Regions from separate parts of the Homo sapiens genome. Here region 1 is linked to region 2. Evidence: read pairs that join two places in POLR2A ChIA-PET (ENCODE). Cell type or tissue: A673. All regions are shown on one strand. Links, peaks and the distances in the headings refer to the core of each region. The heading gives the core; the rest is flanking DNA. Region 1 overlaps TMPO (thymopoietin). Region 2 has its middle 97 kb from the start of APAF1.

Region 1 (13,840 bases), core at 839-3,338, 200 kb after region 2:
TAGTAAAGATTTAAGCAACACAGCCTACAAACACAACTTAGTGCCTCACATATGAAGCCTCATTCTTCAAATATTTTAACAAAAAATATCCTTATACTTTCTTGTACAATGAATTAGATTTCTTTACATAAATTGGATATTATAGGAAAATTCTAAAATTCAGAACTATATGGGGAAAATCAGTTTAAAATTGTTAAAAAAAAAAAACATGTAAATTTGAGATTTGCCAAAATTCACCACCTCCCCATTTCCAATTAAAGGGTAATTTACAAAGAATACCACTTGTATAGTTTATGAAACATATTTACTAAGGATTCGTTGCTTGAAGCCATTATAGTTTCAGCTATGGGAGTACTCTCTGAAATTACTGGACCATCTATACGAAAATGTTCTGAAGTTTCCACCTGTTAGTTTGAAAACAAAACAAAAACAATAAATATAAAATAATACTAAAACCCTACAAATCTGAAAACCCAAGGAATAAGCCTTGCATCACCCTTTTCCTTGGAGTTCTTCTTGACCCTCTTGTAGATTCCCTAGTTAATGCCTGCAGAGGTCCGCCTTTTGAAGATCCACTTGTCCATTCAGTCTCAGTTATTCCAGCTTGAGAATAGCTCTATTCAAGCATCAACACATTAAAAAGTCATATTCTAACATCAAATACTTTAATAACGGCCATACTGGCACACTGAGAAGCCATGAAATAGAAGTCTCCAAATGCCAGCATTTACAAACAAGGCTATGTCCTCAAAATATTCCTAAATGTATTAATTGAACTGATATTTAGGCATCAGGAAACACTTAAAAAGTGCTAAAATACACTAAAGAATCCACCTATAGTAGCTCACAAATTATAAACATTATGGGAAAAAAAGCACATCAACTATCACCAGTTCCCTTTTTGACTCACTGTGTGCTATTTGGCTCTAGTATTGGAGCTACATCTCTGTCTAAACAAAAAGCAGACTGATCATGACTTAGAAAAAAGTCATCTATTATAAGTCAGTTTCCTTTTAAAACAAAAATACAAACTTTTGTAATTGTTAGCATAAACATTATTATTTTCATATGGTTATAATCATTTTAGTAGAATCAGTTTAAATTATAATCCCACATATAGCTTATTTGAACTAAAAAATTCTCAGGTGTCAAATTTTTCTTGGAAACAGATACAAAATTAGGTAGCCACAAAAACCCTGTGGTCACTCTTTAATGAATATGCAAGCCTAACGTCACTTTCAAATCTCAATGCTATCCATGTCACTACAGAAAGACAGAAAACAGCTGCCTCAGATTAATTCTCAGTCTCAGATTAATTTCTATGTTCCACTGATCATTTTTAAAGAATCCAGCATTTCTTACATACTGGTTTAAAACCCATTAGATCAGTTCTTCTTAAATTGTAATGTGCCTATCAATCACTTGAAGCTTCTGTTAAATGCAGATTCTGATTCTGTAGCTGTAGGGCCCGAAATTCCGCATTCCAAGTAGTTTAAGGTTTTCAGTTTTGAAGTCGCTATTACCAGATGATTCTTTTAAATTCTTTTAACTACAGAACATCCATCAATGATCAGTATTATAGTAGAGTGTCCTTCTGTTGTCACTTTTGCTTTCACGCCAATATTTAACCTAGATTACTGATGGTTTTAGGTCCAAGTCAATGTCTATTAAAGACAGATTTTTTTTTTAAACTTTAATCCTGTGACAGGAGTGGTCATCCAATAAATATGCCTAAATGGCTGGATGTAATACTACCAAAACCCCACAAGTTACAGACATAGTCTCATAAATCATGGTTTTGTATTTATCTATATTTGGAATTGATATTATAAGAGTTTTAAGTCACAATCTGAATCTCTGGGTTCCTCATCCTATCAATTAGGAAGTATTTGCTGAATGCAAAATTATTGTCAAAAGAGAAACTTGTAAACAAATTACAGACATACACAGAGTAACTGCTTTTTAATTTTTATTTTATTTATTTTTTTGAGACAGAATCTCGCTCTGTTGCCCAGGCTGGAGTACAGTGGTGCAATCTCCACTCACCGCAACCTCCACCTGCGAGGTTCAAGTGATTCTCCTGCCTCACCCTCCTGAGTAGCTGGGATTACAGGCACGCACCAGCACACTTGGCTGATTTTTTTGTATTTTCAGTAGAGACAGGGTTTTGCCATGTTGGCCAGGCTGGTCTCCTGACCTCAGGTGATCCACCCACCTGGGCCTCCCAAAGTGCGGGGATTACAGGTGTGAGCCACTGCACCTGGCCAGAGTAAGTGGTTTTTAATAGTCAAATTACCAACTATTTGAATAGACGGAAAGGTAGTTTTATAATCTGAGATTCTCAATCCTTGTGGCACAGTACCATCAAGGAGAGCTTTAAAAAAAAAAAAAAAAGCAAATGCCCCCAACTACCATAACCAATTAAATCAGAATCTCTCCAGGTCTGGGAATAGATAATTTCTAAAGCTCCTGAGATAACTAAAAGCCATCTTGAAGGCCTATCAATTTAAGTAAAACATGACCAATATGGTTACTCGTACTAACTTTATTAAAAAACAAAACAAAACAAAAAAGCCTCATATTCCTCCATTTGAGAACAGTACTTTCAAACACTGCTGGTGGGAATGCAAAATGCTTCAACTCATATGCAGAGAAATGTAATGGTGAAATTACCTAGCAATTTTACTGGTACGCTTCCCCAAGATAAACTGGCAAAAAATATGCAGTGACACATGCAAAATGCTGCTCCATGGTTCATCCTGGCATTATTCATAGCAACATACAGCTGAAAACAACTCAAATATTCACCAAATGGAGAGTGGTTAAATAAATTACAGTACATCCATAAAATGCAACACATAAAATGCAGTTGTACAAAGCAATGAGGAAGATGGCTACGTTCCGATATGGAGTGATCTCTAGGTTTAGGTTAAAAATGGAAATGTACAAAGCAGGCTGCATTTTATGTAAAAGGGGAGCATATAAAAATCTATATATTTACTTATATTTTTAAAAAGAAACAAAATATAAATCAAAACAATAAAAATGCTTATCTGTAGATGGAAGGGAAAAGGACAGAAGCCAAAATTCTGACTCTACCTTATTTTGCCTACATAAAACTACATTATACTCTCAACACAATTAAAAAATAATAAAAGAAAAAGCAATCCTAGCATTAGAGAACAAAAAAACCTAACTATTAAGTTGGTGGCTGTATGACACAAAAAAATTCTTTCAAGTGACTTTAAGCACAGTGTTTTGACATTACATTCTAGTGGGATATGTCCTAAAGACAAGGAAAACAAAAGCCCAAATTGCATTTAACAGTCTTATTGTTAGTAGTAATACTGTATTATTTAGAAACACATATATGTTGTGATACTTACATAAGTAACAACATCATTTGAAGAACCAAGATATTCAGCATAAGATAAAAATGATACAAGTATAACATAACCCAAAATTAGCCTGTATTTATAAATTTGAAATATCACCATTAATTCATGATTTACCTAGCACTACCTACTGAAAAGACCCAGAAACAATGACAACCAGTAGGAATGAACATGTCAGCATCCAAATTGTTGCTTCCAAATAGTATTATCTATTAAAAGGATCACGGTTCCTTAGAAACATGGCTGATTCCAGGCATGACGCAGGAAGTATACATGAGCCTGGGACGTCTTACTATTCCAGAAAACAAGAAACTATCAAAGATAAATGGGGGAAGGAATTAAAAAATACAGGAACCAACTTAGTAATTCCTAATGGCTACAGATGGCACAATGTGAACATCAAAAAAGAATGATGACTGTAACTGATCATAAATTCAATACATAAAAAAAACCTCAAAATAATAGACCTAGGCAATAATCATATGACAATGGCTGTTAGAACCATTAAATGAAAGGACAATGTGGATCTTTATAACAGATGGATTAATCTTTCAAAATCTAAATCAATTACTAATTTTAGCATCGCCAGAAAGACATTCTATACCTCCTAAAACGATGTAACAGGAAGGCCGCTATATCATTTAAGTATTCTTGTGAAAGAAACTGGACATGGATCTGACCAACCCTCTGGATCTGTGCCGTCCAATATGGTAGGCCACTAGCCACATATGGTCATTGAAATTTAATTTAAATTAAAATTAAAACATAGTTTCCGCCAGGCGCAGTGGCTCACGCCTGTAATCCCAGCATTTTGGGAGGCTGAGGCGGGTGGATCACCTGAGGTCGGGAGTTCGAGACCTGCCTGACCAACACGGAGAAACCCCGTCTCTACTAAAAATACAAAATTAGCCGGGCGTGGTGGCACATGCCTGTAATCCCAGCTACTCAGGAGGCTGAGGCAGGAGAATCGCTTGAACTTGGGAGGCAGAGGTTGTGGGGAGCTGAGATCACACCAACCTTGGCAAAAAGAATGAAACTCCATCTCAAAAAACAAACAAACAAAAACAAAAACAACAACAACAACAAAGCAAAACAGAGTTTCTCAGCCTCACTAGTCACCATCGAAGTATTCAATAGCTAGTGGCTACTGTAACGGATAGCACAGGTATGAAAAATTTCTATCACAGAAAGGTCTACTGCATAGCCTCACTACAGATCTAACCCACTCTACAGAAAATGCAGCGTATAGAGAAGCTAATTAAATGACATAAAGAAGCAACCTAACAAATCCAGAATGTTGGGAAATTCTGTAATGACCTGGTTTCTTCACCAAATAAATGGAGGGAAGAGAAAAAGTTACAGTGGTAACAGCTACAGACTTGAGAGAGTAAAACAACCAAAAATCAAACCGGATATGTGGATCCTGTCTGGATCCTGATTTGAACAACATAATCATAAACGAAACATTTCTGAAACTAGAGAAATTTAAACATGAATTAGATACAAATAAATTATTAATTTTATTAGGTGTGATATTGGCATTGTCACTGGAATAGCACTTATCTTTCAGAGATATATGCTAAAATGCTGACTTTTTAATGTGTGAAACACTATGTCAAAGACTGCTTTAATATACTCCAGGAAAAAGCAAAATAAAAAAAATCAAAAGCAATTTATTGCCAGGTGCGGTAGCTCATGCCTGTAATCCCAGCAATCTGGGAGGCCAAGGCGGGTGGATCACCTGAGGTCAGGAGTTCGAGACCAGCTTGGCCAACATGGTGAAACCTGGTCTCTACTAAGAATTCAAAAACTAGCTGGGCATGGTGGCGGGAACCTGTAATCCCAGCTACTCAGGAGGCTGAAGCAGGAGAACTGCTTGAACCCAGGAGGCGGAGGTTGCAAGTGAGCCGAGATTGTGCCACTGCACTCCAACCTGGGCGACAGAGTGAGATTCTGTCTCAAAAAAAAAAAAAAAAAAAGTAATTTAAAAAGCTGGAGGGTGTGGGGTGATGAAACCAAACTGGTAAAACACTGACAACTGTGGCACATCTATGACTGGAGGGTCATTAAACTCTTCCCTCCACTCTTCTACATGTTTTAAATTTTCTGCAATAAAGCCACTGTCTAATTCTGCCTGTCATCTAAACCTACACTCCTTTGACTATTTATTCTGCTCCTCAGTTTAGATTCCTCCAACTCAATTATCCCTTAGACCATCTTTATTATTTATTTATTTATTTATTTATTTTTGAGACAGAGTTTCGCTCTTGTTGCCCAGGCTAGAGTGCAATGGCGCGATCTCGGCTCACAGCAACCTCCGCCTCCAAGGTTCAAGCGATTCTCCTGCCTCAGCCTCCGGAGTAGCTAGGATTACAGGCATGCACCACCATGCCTGGCTAATTTTGTATTTTTAGTAGAGACAGGGTTTCTCCATGTTGGTCAGGCTCGTCTCGAACTCCGGACCTCAGGTGATCCGCCCGCCTCGGCCTCCCAAAGTGCTGGGATTACAGGCGTGAGCCACCGCGCCCGGCCTATTTCCTTATTCTTCAGCATGCTCCTGAAGCTATTTGTTAGGACTACTACATAAAAGGGCAATAAAACATGTATTCCAGTATTTGGTTCTATGTTAACAAAGTCTTCATTCATTCAATGCTCTGTATGTTCTTGTCACAAAGCTCATTTCTAACAAATCGTTCTGAAATTCAACTTATCAACTACATCAAATGAAGAGAGAGACTGACTTGCCTTAAGGAATCAAGAATAATTCCTCTAAGGATTTGATTTTAAAACGACAAACAGGCTGGGCGCGGTGGCTCACACCTGTAATCCCAGCACTTTCGGAGGCCAATGCAGGTGGATCACCTGAGGTCAGGAGTTTGAGACCAGCCTGGCCAACACGGTGAAACCCCGTCTCTACTAAAAATACAAAAATTAGCTGAGCGTGGTGGCATGTGCCTGTAATCCCAGCTACTTGGGAGGCTGAGGCAGGAGAATCGCTTGAGCCCAGCAGGGTGGAGGTTGCAATGAGATGGGATCACGCCACTGCACTCCAGCCCGGGTGACAAGAGCAAAACTCCGTCACAAACAAACACACAAAGTGACAAATAGGAGATGGAAAAGATAACCAACTAGACAAATCATCCAGCTAGACATAGCAGGGGTAAGGAAAATGACTCTAGGAATAGCTGTCTTATAAAGCATCAGCCAAATCAATGCTGCATTAGTCAATAATTTGTTCTCTGTAAACAATACTAGGTTAGTCAATAATTTGTTCTCTGTAAACAATACTAGGTTAGTCAATAATTTGTTCTCTGTTCATTTATACCTATGCTTATTTTCTCCTTAGTTTCCTACATTTCCCTTTTGAAAAACTGAAACGCCTCTCCCACAATAGAAAAGGTAAATTTTCATCTGAAATAAGGAAAGAAAACTGTAGTCTTAGGACCAGACTAGCTTCTGAGTTTAGGAAAGAATCGCAGAAGACAAGACAGGCAAACATAAAATCAAAGTCAGAAATCTAGAGACAAAGACACAAATATAAAACCCTTCCATTGCCTTTTAAAGAAATTGTATCAAAAGTGTCTAGATATTTCCACCTTTTAAAATATTTCTTTCAAAACACCATATAACTGGCTTTGAACTACATCTAGCACAGACTCAAACACAAATGAGACATTAAAAATTTGCTTTTGCTGTAATCACAGGCTACACTACTGACAAAACCCACAAAGTTTAGATTTTTAGTATCATTTAACAACAGAATTAAGTTTATTGAGCGTGCTGGAATCTGGGTGTCAACCATTAAAGGCTAAAACATGGATTAGTGTTGTCAGGAGGTTATTTATACCTGTACACGGTGGTAATAAAACTAAAGATACCTGATTGTGCTCAACTCTTCTTTGCTTGAGTGTTACTGGAGTCTTTGCTCTGCCCTTTAGTGGTTCTCTCTTCTCAAGCTTGAGCTCTATTTTAGAGTCTGGAAATAACATTGGAGAAACCATTACTCTCTGAAACACTCAATAAATGATGATGTTATCCTAATATTAATCGGGAACCCTGGTTTTAGGCACATTAAAAGGTGAAAAACAAGTCTACTGGTAATACCTCACTAGTCCAAAATTGTTTAACTGCAATTTGTCTTGAAAACTGTTTCATTATTTATCCCATTTTTGCTTATCTCCCTTACCCTTTCATCTGACAACCACTTCTTCCTACCTATTCTCCTTTCCTTTATCTGGGACTCATAGCTTTGAACATGAAGTGAGTTCAAAATGCTCCCACGAAAGCTTTTCAGTAAGAACAATTTAGATGTGGAAAAAGGCCATTTAAAATAACACAATTGTTACCATTGTTTTGTCCATACAGTATACTACTACTGTACAGCAAAGGTTGACTTACTAAATTAAAATTTGGAACATAGAAGGGAAAGTTTAAAAATGAAAAAAATCCATATAGTACCAAGCTTCTATAAGTAACTGCCATAACATTAATAAGTACAATATAAAAGCTTTTTTGATGTAGTTATAAAAAACCTAGGTACAACTCAGGTAAAGAAGGAATCTTGTTCACAGAAAAATACGACCAATCACAGGTCACTTCTCGTCCCAGTCCTTATAATAAAAATAACATTTCTTTGAAAAGAAGCCAATACTTATACACTTGTCACCATGATAGTTATTAACCTAACAACGCAAGGATATGTATTTTTTAATAGGCTTCAATATTCCAGTCTCCTAGTCTTAAATTCATCATCATTTGAAGATCTAGGTTTTGAAAAGACTGATTTTAGTTAACATCCCTGGCAGGGCATGGTGGCTCACGCTTGTAATCCCAGCACTTTGGAAGGCCGAGGTGGGCGGATCACCTGAGGTCAGCTTAAGACCATCCTGGCCAACATGGTGAAACCCCGTCTCTACTAAAAATACAAACATTAGCCAGGGTTGGTGGCAGACACCTGTAATCCCAGCTACTCAGGAGGCTAAGGCAGGAGAATTGCTTGAACCTGGGAGGCGGAGGTTGCAGCGAGCTGAGATCACACCATTGCACTCCAGCTTTGGGGACAAGAGCGAAACTTCATTTCAAAAAAAAAAAAATCCCTTTTTGTAGACATTTATCATGGTATAGCAAAATTAGTCAGTTGTTATTTCTAAAACTTCTACTACCAAAAATTTAAGTTAGATTACTTTCTTACTGAAGAGACAGAAAGGAAGTCAATTCTAAAGTTTTACATGAACTCTGAACTTGTGTGAAAAAGTGGTCAAGACATCTATATGTGTCTTGCTAACTTTCCAGTGTTAATACTAGTTAGTACAGAATCTATTTAATACTTGCAGGTTCCCAAAAACGAACAGTGATTTTTATCAAGTTAGTTTAAACAGTTCAGTCTTTATTTAGGACTAAGATTTCAAGTCCATCTCCCAACACTTCTATCAATGGATCTGTCAATGTATCTATGTTTGGTACAACCCCCAGCAATATAAAATCTATTTTATGCTTTGTTAACTCAGAATCTAAGAACTAGAAAGCACAAAGTAAAAAAAACCATTAGTAGTGGAATAGAAATCGGTTAAACGAATAAGGTATCTGGTTACAGATTAATTCCTCTTATAAATTTAGATTCCAACAGTCAATAAAAACATGGTCCTCAAACAGAAGAAAAACCATACCATAATCAGAATATTTTCAATTATACCACTGAAATGTCAAAGTGAGTTTCAATGATGAAATGGAAAAGGGGTGTTCATATACAAATATTTAACTTGTTGCAACTCCAAGAATAAAGCACACAGAACAACATGTTTCTGGAGACCACACAACACTGTTCAAATTTAACAACTTTATTGAATTTGCAGAAGCATTCTACAGTAATACATTTTTAAAAATCACATAGCACTCAGTAGGTACATGTATACATGTACATTTCAGAAGACAACAAATAAAATTACTCTCAGAAAGCTGCAAAGATGGACACATATAATCTAAGAATGTGGTAATGGCCAGAGGGAGTACCCAAGAGACCATATTTTATTATGCTTAAGGCTACTACTTTCCACAATACCTCTGCAGTTAAGACTCTTAACTTACAATCACAGAAATGAAAACATGATAATACACTGCTTTATACAGACATACAGATACTGGGATATAGTATAATTTCTTATGGCTTAAAAAAATTTAATTTGCTTTTAGAGTCTATATTGCTAAACTTAACTTTCCACAAAATACAATATATCATGAAAGCAAAGTATTATTTTTTAAAAGGCCCCATTATCTGACAAAATAGATGGTGAACATGCACTATCCCAGGATATCTATTATTATCCAAAGAAGTGTTTCTCAAAGTGTGGTCCATGGTACTGGTCCATGAATTGGTTGCTACCAGTCAATGAAGAGATAAATTACTTGCATCAGAGTGTAAATCAATACATTGCTTTAGCTATTAATAAAATTTTGCTAAAAAATCAAATCCTGTCATTGACCTAAAAAGTATCTCTAGATTTAAATTCTTGTGCATGCTTATCTTGCCTGTGGATAAGTAACAGTTTGTAGACTGGTGCTTTGAGTTGCATTGATCTAGACTACTATGATTGATGTTGCAGACATGAATAAATAACAAAGAAAAGTAAGAAAATATGAGCAAAAATATGGACAAGTTATGGAACGTGAAAAGATACTGAGATAAAAGTATCAAAAAGAACAACATCACTGTTCTGAATGTGTAACAAATGTTTAATTCTGTCCTAGGTATAAAGGAGGATGCATATTATTCTATTGAACAGTAAATACTCCTTATATCCTAATTAGAATTTTCTTAGTTTTGGAGAATTGTAAAAACATAAGTAAAGCAGGAAACAGAAAACAACTTAGAGACTAATATGTGATCTAGAAAGCGTTAAATTGTTTGTACCAGGCTTCCTATCTACGCAAATCTTTAGAAAAGACAAGTAGTTCTACACAGGCAATTACTTTTATACTGTAATTTGATGGGTAGAAGCTTAACATTTTGTAATTAGCCCTATCTGGAAACTAAAACAACCTTAACAGAAAAGAAAATGTTGGCATAAAGTACCTGAAAGATAAGATAGATGTCTTTTTGTCCTTAATTTTACTAGTGTTTATTTCCACGCTTTTTAATTACTTTGCATACTTCTCCTCCAAATAATGTTCCACCTTTAAAGGGAGTGGAAGCCAGCTTATTCTTAGAAGCTAAATTAATTTTGCAATCCTTCAGCCAGAGGTATCGACGACCTACAGTGGCATTTCCCATGGTATGGGCAGCCATCTTCACTTCATCAAATGCAGCTTCACAAATATATGAGGCTGCATCATATGTTTTGCTCAGAATCCCAAGCGCTTGGTGGGTACGACTAGGATCTGAGCTAAGAATCTGTGCAGCTTGACTAATGTCTGCCTGCATAGCCTTAGCTACAAAGGCAGTGTGAGTTGCAATCTGCAATGCTGATGCTGCAGCTTCATATGCTCTACAGAGTGCTAAGTCCAACTGCTGATTGCAAGACTCAGTGGAGGCTGCTTGAATACCTCCTAGTGGAGTGGCTTCAGAAATAAACCCTAGGATTTCATCATCTACTTTTGGAACTGATAATATCTGTGTTGCCTCCCTGGAAGAAACTGGATATTTGCATGCCAGTGAAGGCAGCTGCCTGTCAACTTGCTGCCATTCTTCTTCAATTACTTTTAAAATAGATTCATGGAAGGGAAAAGATAGTTCTGAGGCATCTATTTTATCATGCTGTGATTGCTTAGCCACTTCTAGACCTAAGGTAGTGAGTGAATGAGAGACAACAGTTTTGGCAAAAGAAGACATCAGTTCGGATCCAGGTATGTTCTGAAATGCCACAAAGGAACCTGAATCCCTTTCCTCCACTGACTTCTCACTCAGTCTAGGGACTTTTCTTGGAGGAGACAGGAATTCAGTTTCTTGAAACTTAGACTGATCAATTCTCTTCTGTATGTTTTCTACATCCAGTGGGGGCATAGAGTTAGAAGTTCCAGGCAAACTACCTACCCCACCCTGGACCAACAGAGAATTGACATAATCTCTGATTGCCTGGGCAAGTGGCGGAGAAATTAGTTGTGAGCTCTCAGACTCTTCTAGTGCTTTCCTTTTACTGGAGAGAGGCGATTGATCTGAAATATGGGACCTCTCAGGACATAATGGTTGAATTCCACTTTTCTCTCTACCGCAAATATTTTCTACTATGTCTTTATAGTAACCAGTGGTGGTTTCTTTAATCAGTGAAGGAGAAGCTGCAGTAGAGACCAACATGGCACTGTGTTCAGGCTGAGAAGATGACGAAGAACTTTTCTCTAAACACCTATCATGGCTAGACTTGCATGAAATAAACAAATTCCTTTCAGAGGCTAACTTCTGCAACTGTCCCCTGCCAGGCAAGTTTGTGGCAACAAGAGGCTCCCTAGGTAGGTCTCCCTTAGAAGTATGTACTTTCTTAGCTGCCTGTAGTTCGGTACTGCCCAAAGGAGGACGGGTGGAGATTTCAGGAAAAGAAATACCCTGAAAAAATCCACCACCAGAGGGAGTAGTTCCAAGTTCAGAAAAAGGAACAATATCCCTAGTGGACTTCACTTTCTTGTGTTCTTTCTTCTTTCCTGTAGAGGCAAAAGAGGCAGGAAGTTTAAGCATTACCTGTGTTTGAGCTGATTTTATTCTTTGCCTCTTTGCTAAAAATAGTGCTGTCAAAGGAAAAGACTATAATTTCATATTCTGAACTAATCTGCCAGATTTGCCCTGGTAGACAAAGCTTATTGAGATATAAACAATCTGGATCAAAATAAATAATCACAAGTCATATTAATTAAAAGTTTACAAAAATCAAGTTGTATTTATAATTTTTAAAGGACATTTATTTCACATACTATCCTTAAAAAATATTTAAACATCATGATCAAATTTTAAGATACTATACAGTCTACTAAAAATATAGTCAAAATATTTGCTTTAAAGTTGCCCTGAGGTCAGATTAACAAAAACTGCGAACAATTTAAATGCCTATCAATAGAGAACAGAGAAAATATGCCATATTTAAATGCTACCACTATGTATTAATTATGAAGAATAAACAGATATGTAATTAACAGGATTAGATTTCAAAAATAATGGAGTAAGAAAAAGCAAGTGATAAGATTTAGCATACTGTTTATATAAATTTTTTATTCTTAAAGTATAAAATAATACCATGTATTAGACAGATGTGTATGTGAAATATAAAACTTGAAAGACAGGCATTGAATTAATAATAGTAGTTACTTCTGTGGAGGTGATAGGTACAGGTAAGTACGAGAAACTTTGCCTTTACTTGTAATACTTTATTCTCTCAGAAAAATGAGATTTGTAGCAAAAAAGACAAAGTTAACTTGCAATTTCAGGTGATGGAAAATTATGAATTTGTACTATGTTGCTTCTTAGAATTTTCAATAAAAAGTATTTAAATCAAATTACAGAATTACTCTAATGACACGAATAAAATTTGTGTATCTTGCCAATATTGTTTTAAATTTTACTTTCTTCATGGTCACTGAATTTTGAGTGTGAAAAAATTCCATACATTTGATTAACATCATTTAAAATTTTACCTTCTTCATTGTCACTGTATCTGTCAGAATCATTACTTCCATTCTGCCTTGTATTTTCTGCTGAAGAAGAAATTGTTGGCAGAGGAGTAGAAGATCTTGATTCTGTTCCTTGTTCCCTCAGTTTCAAAAGCTTTTTCTCATATAGCTTCCTGGTTGTTCCTGGATTAAGGCAGAACTTGCTTTAGTACCTGTATTGTTTCATTTAGGATGCAGCTCAGACACTATCTTCAGCAACATTTTAAGCTATTTTCACCCTTTATTTTTCTAAACTCAAGTTCTTAAAAAAAAAAATACCATATAATGCGGCCAGACATAGTGGCTCACGACTGTAAACCCACCACTTTGGGAGGCTGAGGCGGGTACATTACTTGAGGTCAGGAGTTCGAGACCAGCCTGGCCAACACAGGGAAACTATCTCTACTAAAAATACAAAAATTAGCCGGGCATGGTGGCACACGCCTGTGATCCCAGCTACTTGGGAGGCTGAGACAGGAGAATCACTTGAAATTGGAAGGCAGAGGTTGCAGTGAGCTGAGATCGCACCACTGTCCAGCTGGGAGAGGAAGTAAGATGCTGTCTTAAAAAAAAAAAAAAAAAAAAAAAGGACGTGGTGGCTGATGCCTGTAATCCCAGCACCTCCAGAGGCCAAGGCGGGTGGATCACCTAAGGTCAGCAGTTCAAGACAAGCCTGACCAACATGGTGAAACCCAGTCTCTACCACAAATACAAAAAATTAGCTGGGCCTGGTGGTGGGCGCCTGTAATCCCAGCCACTCAGGAAGCTGAGGCAGGAGAACTGAACCCAGGAGATGGAGGTTGCGGTGAGCTGATATC
Region 2 (2,500 bases), core at 1-2,500:
GCATTGACGAAGAGATTTGCAGCTGATTTTCTTCAAGGGGAAAATTGATACATTGATAACTTCAATAACCATGGGCAGGGGGGGTCATTGAATGCTAACATCATTACTCAAAAAAGGACTTGAATTCAATTACTCCATTTAATTGTTTCTTATTAAATTGTATTCTATGATAAATCTGAGTTAACGAACCCTATGAAAATTATCCCTAGTTAGTTCATTAATAAGTCATGGAAATGATTTTTCTCAAGACACACAAGATTTTTCTCAAGTTGGAATACTTGGGAATATTGCTGGTTCAATGTTTGTTTGGATAAGATGGAGCAGAAGACAGGCTTGGATAAAGGAACACGTGGCCAAATCCTCAAAAATCAATAAAAATTCACACCTGGATTCAAGGTAGCATCACTCCTAATTACTTCTGAAAAGAAATGAAAATTTGATAAGTGATCTAGCCTCAAGAGAATTAGAATATAATGGCCATGTTCAGGAAATCCGTAGGAAGAAGACTTTTTTTAAAAAAAATAACTTTCTAAGTTCTCTTTTTAGATAGGCTAGTCGATCTGAAGGTTCGAAACACATTTTTTGAAATAAAGTTGGGTAACTAACTAGCCAACACAGCCAGCACAGAGTCTACATGCAGCAAGGCCCACTGGCCCACCCCATATTCCAGTCCTAGCTCCCCAACAGCCAGCCAGCCAGCCCCACATTTACTGCCTCTAGGCAAATGGACACAAGCATCTGCCTGCCCCAGCAACAGAGTCCTGCTTCCCACAGAAACCGGTTCCAAAGCCGGCAGAGACGGCGCTTTGAACTTGCTCAGGCCTTTTGACCATCACCATGCTGCATATTGTGACTCTGTTAGTAGCTAGGAGCTGGAACTTAATTTTGTGGTCGAAATAACCCTGAGACCTTGGTGCCAACCAGGGAAATGCCAACTCCACTTAACTGTTTCTGTCTTCCGCTCAAGTCGGTCTACTTATTGAGAACTCACTCTGTGCTTAGCGTGGCATCACTTTCCTTAGAGTTGCTTCTGCAAAGATGGTCATTCTGCAGCCAACATATTGCACTCAGTGTGCAACTCATCAAAAAGCATAGCTACAAATTATTATTAAAACAGTTTTTGTTTTTCTCTCCAAAACCTCAGAGACCTATGTTTGTTTGGGGAAAAAAAAAAAAAAAGCTGCATGGGCATTTAACTTTCCAAGAGTAGTTAACGACCAGTGCTGTGAAGACTTACACATCAGGCTGAAATAAGACATCCTTCATTTGTCATCTCCAATGGGGTCACCCCGGCGGAAGGTGGCGACTGCAGCCGCGGAGGTTTAATCAGGGCTCCTAACTTGGTTCAGACAGTGGAGGAGCGCGGGTATCAGATGACAGACTTCACGAGTACAGATGAGCTAATATGCATGTTCCAAGCCCTGCTATTTAAGACATCTTGAAGTTCTGTCTCATCACCACAGTAAGAGCAAGAGATGGAGTCAGATTTTACAACCAAAGTCAGCTCACAATGTGGTAATAAAAACCATTCAAAGCAATTCATATTCAATACCCAATTTAATTGTCCTCTGGCTGTCTCAGGGCCTCAATCAAGCATCCCAACAGCTGCTCCCCAGGGAGCCTGCCTGCCTGCAGCCCTCCCTCTCAAGTGGCAGTAAGACACGTGGGAAGTCAAAAGGCCCCCAAGTAAGAGGCAGCATCAGCTGTTTTCTGACATTTGAGAGGCGGATTTCTCTCTGATTCTCAAAAGTGCATGCTGAGTTGTCTGAGAGGAAAAAAACAATGCCAGTGTGCTGTGTTGAGTCAGGGGAGACTGAGAAAGAAGAAAGGTACAAGTGGATTCTGAAATCCCATTTTAGCGGGCCGTTTCTGGGGTGTGGGTTTGAGCAGGTTGCAAACTCACATGCCTTCCAAGCCATACAGGTGACATGAGTGAGGGGGATGGGGCTGTGCCTCATCTCAGGGGCAACCACTGCTGAGTTCCAGCTGATTGTTGCCAGGCAGAAAGGAAGACCCTGGGTCCACAGATTTTCTAAGAAATCTGGATTTTCACGCAAAATCGTTGGGTTTTGAAGTGTTGGCAGCAAACCCAGTTTTAAAAAATAAGTGTGAGCCACACAGAACTCATCTGTGGGCTGGGTGTGGTCTATGCATCACTTGTTTGTGAACTTGTTCAGTAGCTTTATGACTTTCTGAGATTCCACAAAGCTTCAGCAACCTTACAGCTAGATGCCCGGTTACTCATCAGGAGAAAGAAAGAGTGTTTGTAGCTGGGGTGAGTGGGTGGAGGAGGCAGAGATTCAGGGGTCGGTGACATTTGTTGAATTGCTGTTATTCACCAGGTTTGTTTTGGGAAGTATCAGTTAGGAATTGAACTAAAGAACTAGTAGCAAAGACCAGCAATAACAATGTCTTAAACGAGGCAGGGGTTGAATTTTCCCTCATGTAACATGAACTTCAGAGATAGGCAGTACAGAGCTGGAATTGTAGCTTTATGATA

What was found. Peaks named below come from ENCODE experiments on the same cell type or tissue, not always from the same donor. Only the 100,000 strongest peaks of a DNase experiment are listed, where the experiment ranks them.
Region 1: POLR2A ChIA-PET joins it to region 2 with 7 read pairs; 2 of 35 experiments call an interaction of 5 or more read pairs at or near these places.

The regions. Positions count from the first base shown.
Region 1 is chr12:98,531,006-98,544,845 of GRCh38, reverse strand. It overlaps TMPO (thymopoietin), which reads right to left. Exons shown (of 9, transcript NM_001032283.3): 3 at 13,008-13,166; 4 at 7,274-7,371; 5 at 497-616; 6 at 309-404. Among named protein-coding and RNA genes, the nearest start is that of TMPO-AS1, 22 kb to the right of the region's middle. In A673, for the core only: no CTCF peak of the experiment used is centred there; no DNase peak of the experiment used is centred there.
Region 2 is chr12:98,741,024-98,743,523 of GRCh38, reverse strand. It overlaps a transcript of ANKS1B not described here. Among named protein-coding and RNA genes, the nearest start is that of APAF1, 97 kb to the right of the region's middle. In A673, for the core only: a CTCF peak has its summit at 1,231; a DNase peak (open chromatin) is centred at 1,523.